3 separate regions of the Homo sapiens genome follow, and all the other regions are linked to region 1. Evidence: chromatin contacts called from ENCODE Hi-C or POLR2A ChIA-PET data. All regions are on one chromosome and are shown on one strand. The core of a region is the stretch at or near the end of the contact, and the rest is flanking DNA. Distances in the headings are between cores, read along the strand shown. Region 1 holds the start of AGFG2 (ArfGAP with FG repeats 2). Region 2 holds the start of PVRIG (PVR related immunoglobulin domain containing). Region 3 overlaps STAG3 (STAG3 cohesin complex component).

What was found. Hi-C counts contacts between places; a loop is a spot of excess contacts on that map. ChIA-PET counts read pairs that join two places held with the same protein, here RNA polymerase II (POLR2A). Pooled maps may share reads with other maps.
Region 2: a loop to region 1 is called in a pooled map, with 7 times the contacts of the local background. The contact joins the promoter of PVRIG here to the promoter of AGFG2 in region 1. A Hi-C loop is called at or near these places in 2 of 37 single-sample maps with no recorded cell type and 7 of 50 pooled maps. POLR2A ChIA-PET finds 5 or more read pairs at or near these places in 1 of 52 experiments (B cell).
Region 3: a loop to region 1 is called in a map with no recorded cell type, with 2.1 times the contacts of the local background. The contact joins the enhancer-like site here to the promoter of AGFG2 in region 1. A Hi-C loop is called at or near these places in 3 of 37 single-sample maps with no recorded cell type and 3 of 50 pooled maps. POLR2A ChIA-PET finds 5 or more read pairs at or near these places in 1 of 52 experiments (WTC11).

What each region holds. Positions count from the first base shown.
Region 1 is chr7:100,537,919-100,540,618 of GRCh38, forward strand. It overlaps AGFG2 (ArfGAP with FG repeats 2), which reads left to right and starts at 1,285. Exons shown (of 12, transcript NM_006076.5): 1 at 1,285-1,649. The coding sequence starts at 1,429. RefSeq lists an enhancer at 635-1,136 and silencers at 1,016-1,295, 1,346-1,645.
Region 2 is chr7:100,218,596-100,221,295 of GRCh38, forward strand. It overlaps PVRIG (PVR related immunoglobulin domain containing), which reads left to right and starts at 1,354. Exons shown (of 5, transcript NM_001397246.1): 1 at 1,354-1,433; 2 at 1,519-1,869; 3 at 1,952-2,078; 4 at 2,165-2,225; 5 at 2,333-2,700. The coding sequence starts at 1,376. The coding sequence ends at 2,656. It also overlaps a transcript of STAG3 not described here and the pseudogene CASTOR3P. RefSeq lists enhancers at 1,244-1,373, 1,434-1,503 and a silencer at 2,424-2,473.
Region 3 is chr7:100,188,885-100,191,584 of GRCh38, forward strand. It overlaps STAG3 (STAG3 cohesin complex component), which reads left to right. Exons shown (of 34, transcript NM_001282717.2): 7 at 1-132; 8 at 561-712. Among named protein-coding and RNA genes, the nearest start is that of STAG3, 12 kb to the left of the region's middle. RefSeq lists an enhancer at 1,326-1,485. Within about 2 kb of position 1,332, at least 2 of the 41 ENCODE cell types and tissues checked have a DNase peak (open chromatin) inside an H3K27ac peak, as active enhancers do.

The DNA.
Region 1 (2,700 bases), core at 35-2,534:
CTACTCGGGAGGCTGAGGCAGGAGAATGGCGTGAACCCAGAAGGCGAAGCTTGCAGTGAGCCGAGATCGTGCCACTGCACTCCAGCCTGGGCGACAGAGCGAGACTCCATCTCAAATAATAATAATCATAATAATAAAAATACAAAAATTATCTGGGGGTGGTGGTGGCCGCCTGTAATCCCAGCTACTCAGGAGACTGAGGCATGAGAATTGCTTAAACCCAGGAGGCAGAGGTTGCAGTGAGCTGACATCGTGCCACTGCACTCCAGTCTGGGCAACAGAGTGAGACTCCATCTCAAAAAATTAAAATTAAATTAAAAAATTAAAAAAGTACCCAAAAAGTCTTTTCCAAGATGTGATTTTAATTCTCTGCGTAGGATTTATTACTAACTGGTGATTCTTTAATTTGTGTATTGTTTGCTTCCCCCTACTAGAAACTAAGCTCTATAAGAATATTTTGTTTGATTGCTTCGCTGCTGTATTCTATTCCCAGTGTCTAGAACGTGCCTGAAACCTAGCAGACACTCAGTGTTTGTTAAATGAATAATCGAATAATAGTCCACCTACTAGGAGGGTTAAAGGCAGGGTTTCTAAAGTTGGAAGACCCAGAGTGGAATCCTGGGCCACGCACTCGTGTGATCTGCCGCAAGTTGTTGAACCTAAGGGTGTAAAATGGGGATTCCACCTCTGGGATAGGCGGAGCGAATGAAATGACATTTATAAAGCACTCCCTTCGCTCTGTGGCTCAGGAATTAGAGCACTGGTCTAGTAAAGCACTCTTGCTCCCTCTCCCTCTCTCCCTTAAGCGCTCTCTTCTTTCCCCCTCCTGCTCAGCCCCTCACATGGCCACTTCTCTTCGGCTTTGCATGACACTCTACACAGTCTAGAGTAAGCCTTTGAAATTTGCCGGGAATTAACGTCATCAGTCGGGAGGACGACAGCTACGCACGCGCGGGGCACCTCCTCTGTCTCGCGCGCTAACTTTGCAGCCCCGCCAGCCAATCAAAATTAGCGTCGGAGCCCGAGTGCCGAGGACTCACCAATCGGAACTAGGAGGCGGGCCACGGTGGAGGCAGCGGCGAGAGGGGGCGGGGACAAGGAGAGGGCACGCACGGTTCTCGCTGCTGGGGTCTCTGCCGGCCAATAGGAGAGGCCTGAGGCCTGAAGGCGGTGGGGCGGGGCATTGGCGGCTCCAGCAACCGGAGGCCGTCCCAGGGAGGGCCAATCGGAGTAAGGAGGTGGGAGAAACCTAGCCAATCAGTGTGCAGGACGGGCAAGGAGGGTGGTGGACGGCGAAGTCTCCTGCGGATGCCGCCCGCTCCCGAGCTTCTGTCAGGGGAGCCGGGCGTGCGGAGGCGGCTGAGGAGGCGGGAAGGCGGCAGTGGTTGAAGGGGTGATTGCTGACTAGCGGGGAGGGAGTGGGCAGCGATGGTGATGGCGGCGAAGAAGGGCCCGGGCCCGGGCGGCGGGGTCAGCGGGGGCAAGGCGGAGGCGGAGGCGGCCTCGGAGGTGTGGTGCCGTCGGGTGCGGGAGCTGGGTGGCTGCAGCCAGGCCGGGAACCGCCACTGCTTCGAGTGCGCCCAGCGCGGGGTCACCTACGTGGATATCACCGTGGGCAGCTTCGTGTGCACCACCTGCTCCGGCCTCCTGTGAGTGACCGGGAGGGAGTGGCCGAGGTCGGCGTGGGGGGACCCGGGGGCGGGGTGGGGAGGCCGGGGCTCCGGGGCGCGAGGGAAGGGGGCCGAGGTGAGGGGCGGAGGGGAGGTCAGGGAACGCGCCGGCTGTGGGGACGGGGTCGTCTGCTGCAGCGGTGTGGTGGGGAGGGGAAAGGGCAGGGGAGAGGAAGCAAGGCCGGAGTCGCTCTGCGGAGAGAAGGGTACGGGTGCAGAAAGACGCCCGGAGAGGGACCGAGAAACTCCCCGAGGGGGTCGAGGCAAACTGCAAGTGGGGAGGGAGAAAGTGCGGAGGATGGAAGGGAACTCGGAGTGGGATGGGGTGTCGGGACTTAAAGGGCCAGAAAATGACATGCACCTTTAGAGGGAACTTCATGCAGGTGGAAAGCAAAAAGGAAAAAGGTGGGGAAAGCCGGCCTGGAGATGGACGGGCACCTTTCTTCCTTCGGGCTTGTGTCCCTGCTGGAGTGTGAGATGCAGAAGCCAGCTGAAACTTGGTTGAAATTCCTATGATTAGAGTACAGGATTAAAAAAAAAAAAAAAAGCGAATTAACCCCGATTGACAGCCTAGAGATAGTGGCTGGAAGGGAGCCATGGTCCAGAGTTCAGGTGTAGATACTAATCTTAGCAGGGCTTTGAAATGTTACCCAGAAGGTAAAACTCTTACGAAATCTAAGAGATGAGAGCCAATGGGTTACCCTGGTAGAGAGCTTAGCTTTTTCAAACGTTTGCACGTCTAGGTGAGCCATCCTGAAGGTTAATCATTTACACCTTTAAGATCCCTGTTGCCATGACTGGATCCTGGTGGTAGCATCCAGGAAACTCTAGATTTTGGGGGGGCTTTGGTGCATCATCTGAGTGCTACTCTTGGCATTGGTACTGTTCGGTCATGCCAGAGTGAATTTACAGCCACAATTCTAGCCTAGATTTCTGGTTATATAGTAAAGCCCCCTCCACTCCCCTCTGCACTCCTCCTACTCCCAAATTAAGATATTATTTGGTTAGATGCATGATTAACATCTGATAT
Region 2 (2,700 bases), core at 104-2,603, 320 kb before region 1:
GAAGGGATTTTTCTTTTTCAGATTACTGAGAGTCTTCCGTTACTAGGTAAGTCACCGCATCCTTATAACTCCAGGTGACACTGACTGGGGTTTATGGGATGAAAGAGGAGTGTGTGCTTGGATGATGGGGTGTGATAGTGAAGGGGTGAAAGGTTTCTTCTCACACATAGACATCGTGAGGTCTTCCTTGAGCTCTTTAGAGCCTTCCCTCGGGATAGGATGAAATACTGAGATCCTAGAAAGGATTCACAAAACGTGTCACTCATCAGCGCAGATTCACCGATTCACCCCTAGATGTGTGTGGGATTTGGATGGCAGAGAGAAACAGGCACTGAAGATTTTTGGTCAGGACAGGGCAGAGAAATAAGAAGAGTTGAAAATTCACCAAAGGATAGATAAACCCAGGGCGTTTAGAGAAAACCTGTAGTGTGCAAAGGAGCCCAGAATCCTGGGGCAACTTGGAGGGAAATATACTTAATTTGATTCACTAAGTTAGGCCCAGTGAAGGGATTGGGTGGCATAGGTAGAAGCCGAAAAATAAAGTATCTTGTATTGCTGGAGTAGCCTCTGTTTCTGAGGTCACATCCAAACTTAGCGAGGCAGCTTAACCTGGTGAGAGACATGGGTTCAACTCCTGGCTTCTGCACTGCTAGGGCAGAGGACTGCTGTTTGCTGACACAATCTTGGTGCGTTGGAAGTGAAAGGGAAGAGGCACTGGTGGCTGTGCTTTGGGCCCGAGCAGCCAGAAGCCAGTTGCCATCACCTATGACGAGGAGACAGCGCCTGGGGCAGAGCCCAGTATGGGGTGCGTTCAGGGTAGATCAGGAGGTATGAGTGGGTAGTGGGCGAGCCAGGCTGGGGGTTGTGGGGGAGGCCTGCATTGCAGGTGTAAGCGTGGGACCCACATCAGATTGGTAGTGGGTCATGCATGCTGGGCTGGCTCTCAGGTCCTCCCTGCTGGCTTCCCACTCCCAGGGGCTTTCTCCTCCGATTCCTTAGCTGGGTGAGGGGCGGGACAGAGCCCTTTCTTAGGGAAGCCCGGCACCCCTTGCTGTCCAGGGAAGGGGAGTCCTTCTAGCCCCTGACAGCTTCTCTGCCCCTCCCCTGGCCTCCCCAGGCCTAGCCAGGGCTGGGTTCTCACCCACCTGTGCCGCCCTGCCTTGTTACCTGGAAGCACAGCCTTGGGGACTGAGCAGGCCCTCACTGTCACTTTAAGAAGGGAATCAGCCACTTTGTGCTCACCACCTCTGGGGAAGGTGTGAGAGGAGAGAAGGAAGTGGCTGTTTGGCTGCTGACAACATGAAGACTTCCTGCGATGAGAACAGAGGCACAGGTGCCGGCCCTGCAGCCCCCAGAACCTGGACTGGAGGGGGCCATGGGGCACCGGACCCTGGTCCTGCCCTGGGTGCTGCTGACCTTGTGTGTCACTGCGGGTGAGTGCCGGCACCAGAGAGGGGCAGGGGCTGCAGGGAGGGTGATGTAGGACAACAGCCCACCGACCTTGCTGCTGTTCCACAGGGACCCCGGAGGTGTGGGTTCAAGTTCGGATGGAGGCCACCGAGCTCTCGTCCTTCACCATCCGTTGTGGGTTCCTGGGGTCTGGCTCCATCTCCCTGGTGACTGTGAGCTGGGGGGGCCCCAACGGTGCTGGGGGGACCACGCTGGCTGTGTTGCACCCAGAACGTGGCATCCGGCAATGGGCCCCTGCTCGCCAGGCCCGCTGGGAAACCCAGAGCAGCATCTCTCTCATCCTGGAAGGCTCTGGGGCCAGCAGCCCCTGCGCCAACACCACCTTCTGCTGCAAGTTTGCGTCCTTCCCTGAGGGCTCCTGGGAGGCCTGTGGGAGCCTCCCGCCCAGCTCAGACCCAGGTGGGGCCGGGGCGAGGGGTCCAGGAGGGCAGGGAGGGGCTCGGGAACTGGCCACCCATCTGATTCTTGTCTCCGTGCCCAGGGCTCTCTGCCCCGCCGACTCCTGCCCCCATTCTGCGGGCAGACCTGGCCGGGATCTTGGGGGTCTCAGGAGTCCTCCTCTTTGGCTGTGTCTACCTCCTTCATCTGCTGCGCCGACATAAGCACCGGTGAGACCTGGTCCCTGTCCACGTCCCCCTGACACTGGGATGGCCACATGCCCTGCAGAGCTCTGACCATCCTTGCTCTCTCCCAGCCCTGCCCCTAGGCTCCAGCCGTCCCGCACCAGCCCCCAGGCACCGAGAGCACGAGCATGGGTGAGGAGGGGACCTGCTTTGGGGATGAGGTGACAGGGGCAGGGGCAGGGGGGCCAGGGCTGGGCCCAAGCTGTGCAGACTCACTTGACCCTCCTTCCCCCGCGCAGGCACCAAGCCAGGCCTCCCAGGCTGCTCTTCACGTCCCTTATGCCACTATCAACACCAGCTGCCGCCCAGCTACTTTGGACACAGCTCACCCCCATGGGGGGCCGTCCTGGTGGGCGTCACTCCCCACCCACGCTGCACACCGGCCCCAGGGCCCTGCCGCCTGGGCCTCCACACCCATCCCTGCACGTGGCAGCTTTGTCTCTGTTGAGAATGGACTCTACGCTCAGGCAGGGGAGAGGCCTCCTCACACTGGTCCCGGCCTCACTCTTTTCCCTGACCCTCGGGGGCCCAGGGCCATGGAAGGACCCTTAGGAGTTCGATGAGAGAGACCATGAGGCCACTGGGCTTTCCCCCTCCCAGGCCTCCT
Region 3 (2,700 bases), core at 82-2,581, 350 kb before region 1:
TGAGGACATTGGTCTGTCAGTGCCAGTACAGCCTCCTCTATGATGGCTTCCCTATGGACGACCTCATCTCCCTGCTCACTGGCCTCTCAGACTCACAAGTCCGCGCCTTCCGTCACACTAGCACCCTGGCTGGTGAGCATTCATTTTTACTCTGGACATTCTCCTGGGGATTTATAGGACTTTCCTCTGTTCTCTGATTCAGGATCTTCTTTCCTACCTGCATCTTGGCTCTTCACTTCAAGGCCATGCCTCTTTTATCCTAAACTTCAATCCAGTTTCTCACTAGTGGAGTTTTGAGAAGGGGTAGATCACAGCAACAATTTCCAGGTTTAATATTTTTGTCAGAGCTCACCACTAGGGGTATGCTGATGGTTAAAAGAAGACCACAAGGGTTCGAGGGAAACAGTCCACTCCAGGACAGGCCGTCTTAGGATTTTAGGGTCATCCTGCTCTGACGTCTCATTTTCATTGCCCTTCTTTCCTTCTATTTTTTCCTTCTACTCATCCTCTCTCCTCTGACCTCAGTAATGATTTCTTTATCTCTTTTTCCTTTCTCAAAGCTATGAAACTGATGACCTCCCTGGTAAAAGTTGCCCTCCAACTGAGTGTGCACCAAGATAACAATCAGCGTCAGTATGAGGCTGAAAGAAACAAGGGGCCAGGGCAGAGGGCACCTGAGCGGCTGGAGAGCCTGTTGGAGAAACGCAAAGAGGTGAGGAGTGTTCCCTGCTTCTTCCTTCCCTTTTTCCCAACTTGCACCCACTTCTGCCACAGACCCCCTTATCAGGCCCTGGGCAGTCTTTCAAGATCATGAATAATGGAGTCTGGCAATAGTTTCATAGACCCATCCTGTAAGGGGTCATTACATGCTCATCTTGTTTCTGGGTTGTGGGCTCAACAAATAATGTGTAATTTAGAGTTCTCTCTAATTCCACTTTTGCTCAGTTTTTTTTTTTTTGTCAGCACTCATTGTTAGGAGTGTTTAAGTGCTGTACCTGCCTGTCATGCAGGGAATTAAGTTTTGACCTACTTGTCAAGTGTGCAGTGTGCAAGTGAGTGCAGGAGTACTAAAAGCCAACCATTGACAAGGGAGGCCAAATTTTCAAGGAATGGAAAGAAAACAGGCCTCCCAGTGAACTCGCTTTAAATTCTGTTGAATTTAGTCACTAGCTCCATAGCCTTATGTAACCTCTCTTCAGTTTTCTTTTCTTTAAAAAAAGGAATAATCTCACCTTTTTGTGAAGAATAAATGAGATGAGTAAATTGCCTCGCTTGGCTCATAGTAGATACTTGTTTTGTTTCCTTTTAAACTTAAAGATGACCACTGGGGGGCATAAGCCATAGCAAAATCTTTTACGCTGATGAAATCTTTAATCAGCTGGGTCTGTCATAAGAGTAACACTACTGGTGTTTTCTCCTCACTCTCTGTTAGTGTCTAAGACCCCTCCTATGAGGTTGGCAGGACTCACCATGTCTGACCATATCATTTGGCTGTTTCTCTAGCCCTCACAAAAGATCTCTTCCATTCTAAATCACTAGAGAAGGAAACTTTCCACTTCCCTTATTCTCTTTTGTTATTTTGCATTGTCAGGTTGATCTTAAAAGCTTGAATATTAATCTATCCCGGATTTTAAATTATGTACACTAGTGCGAATCTTTTCTTTTCTTTTTCTTTTTTGGCTTCTCTGGGCTCTTGCTTAATCAATTATCATTATAATTCCCCCATTTTATCCTAAATTTCTTCCTCCCCACTATTTTCTTCTCTCCACTTATAAATGTATATAGGCTCTTGAATCTTTATTTCACTCTGCTCCTTTGTGAGTTACTCTTTTTTCCATCCTTCCTTTTAGGATAGTATTTCCTTACTTCCTTAATGTCCAACTAACTGAATCCTTTTTGCTACCTAGCTTATTTCCCCATTTTCTTTGAAACTGTTCTTTCTAAACCAATGACTTCCTAATTCCTAAAGCCAGTAGCCTTTTCTCAGTCTCCCTTTCCCAAATATTTTACATATTTGCTTTACCTATTTTTGCTATTTTAGTGTAAAATATGGACATATAGGTACTTCAGCCCTAAAGACTTAAGTATGTCCTGTCGAAAATGATATGTTGTTCTTACATAATTGAAGAGGTGGGGCCTGTTGTCTTAAAGGATGTTCCCTTTCTCCTTATAATTCTGTTTCCTTGGTGTCTATTGTTCATGTGATCCAGGATTTTTCAATAATGGCACTATGGACGTTGCGGGGCTGTCCTGCCATGGTAGGATGTTTAGCAGATCTCTGGCCTTTATCTACTAGATAGATACCAGTAGTACCCTGCTCCCCCAGCAAGTTGTGGCAGCCAAAAAAATCTTTAGACACTGCTAAATCTCCCCTGGGGAACAAAATTAGCCTCAGTTGAGAACCACTGATCTAATTCCTTTCTTCTCATTTTTGCTAGTTCCACTTCTATTAAACTGCAACTTACTAAAAATTTGTTTTCCAAATTGTTAGAAACATATACGGGCATCATACCTCAAAGATATTGCAGATTCAATTCCAGACCACCATAATAAAGTGAATATTGAAGTACAGTGAGTCACACAATCAAAAAATCAAAATTTTTAATTCTCAGTGCATATGAAAGTTGTGTTTACACTGTAGTCTGTTAAGTGTGCAAGACTATTGTCTAAAAAGCAGTGTATGTACCTTAATTTAGAAAT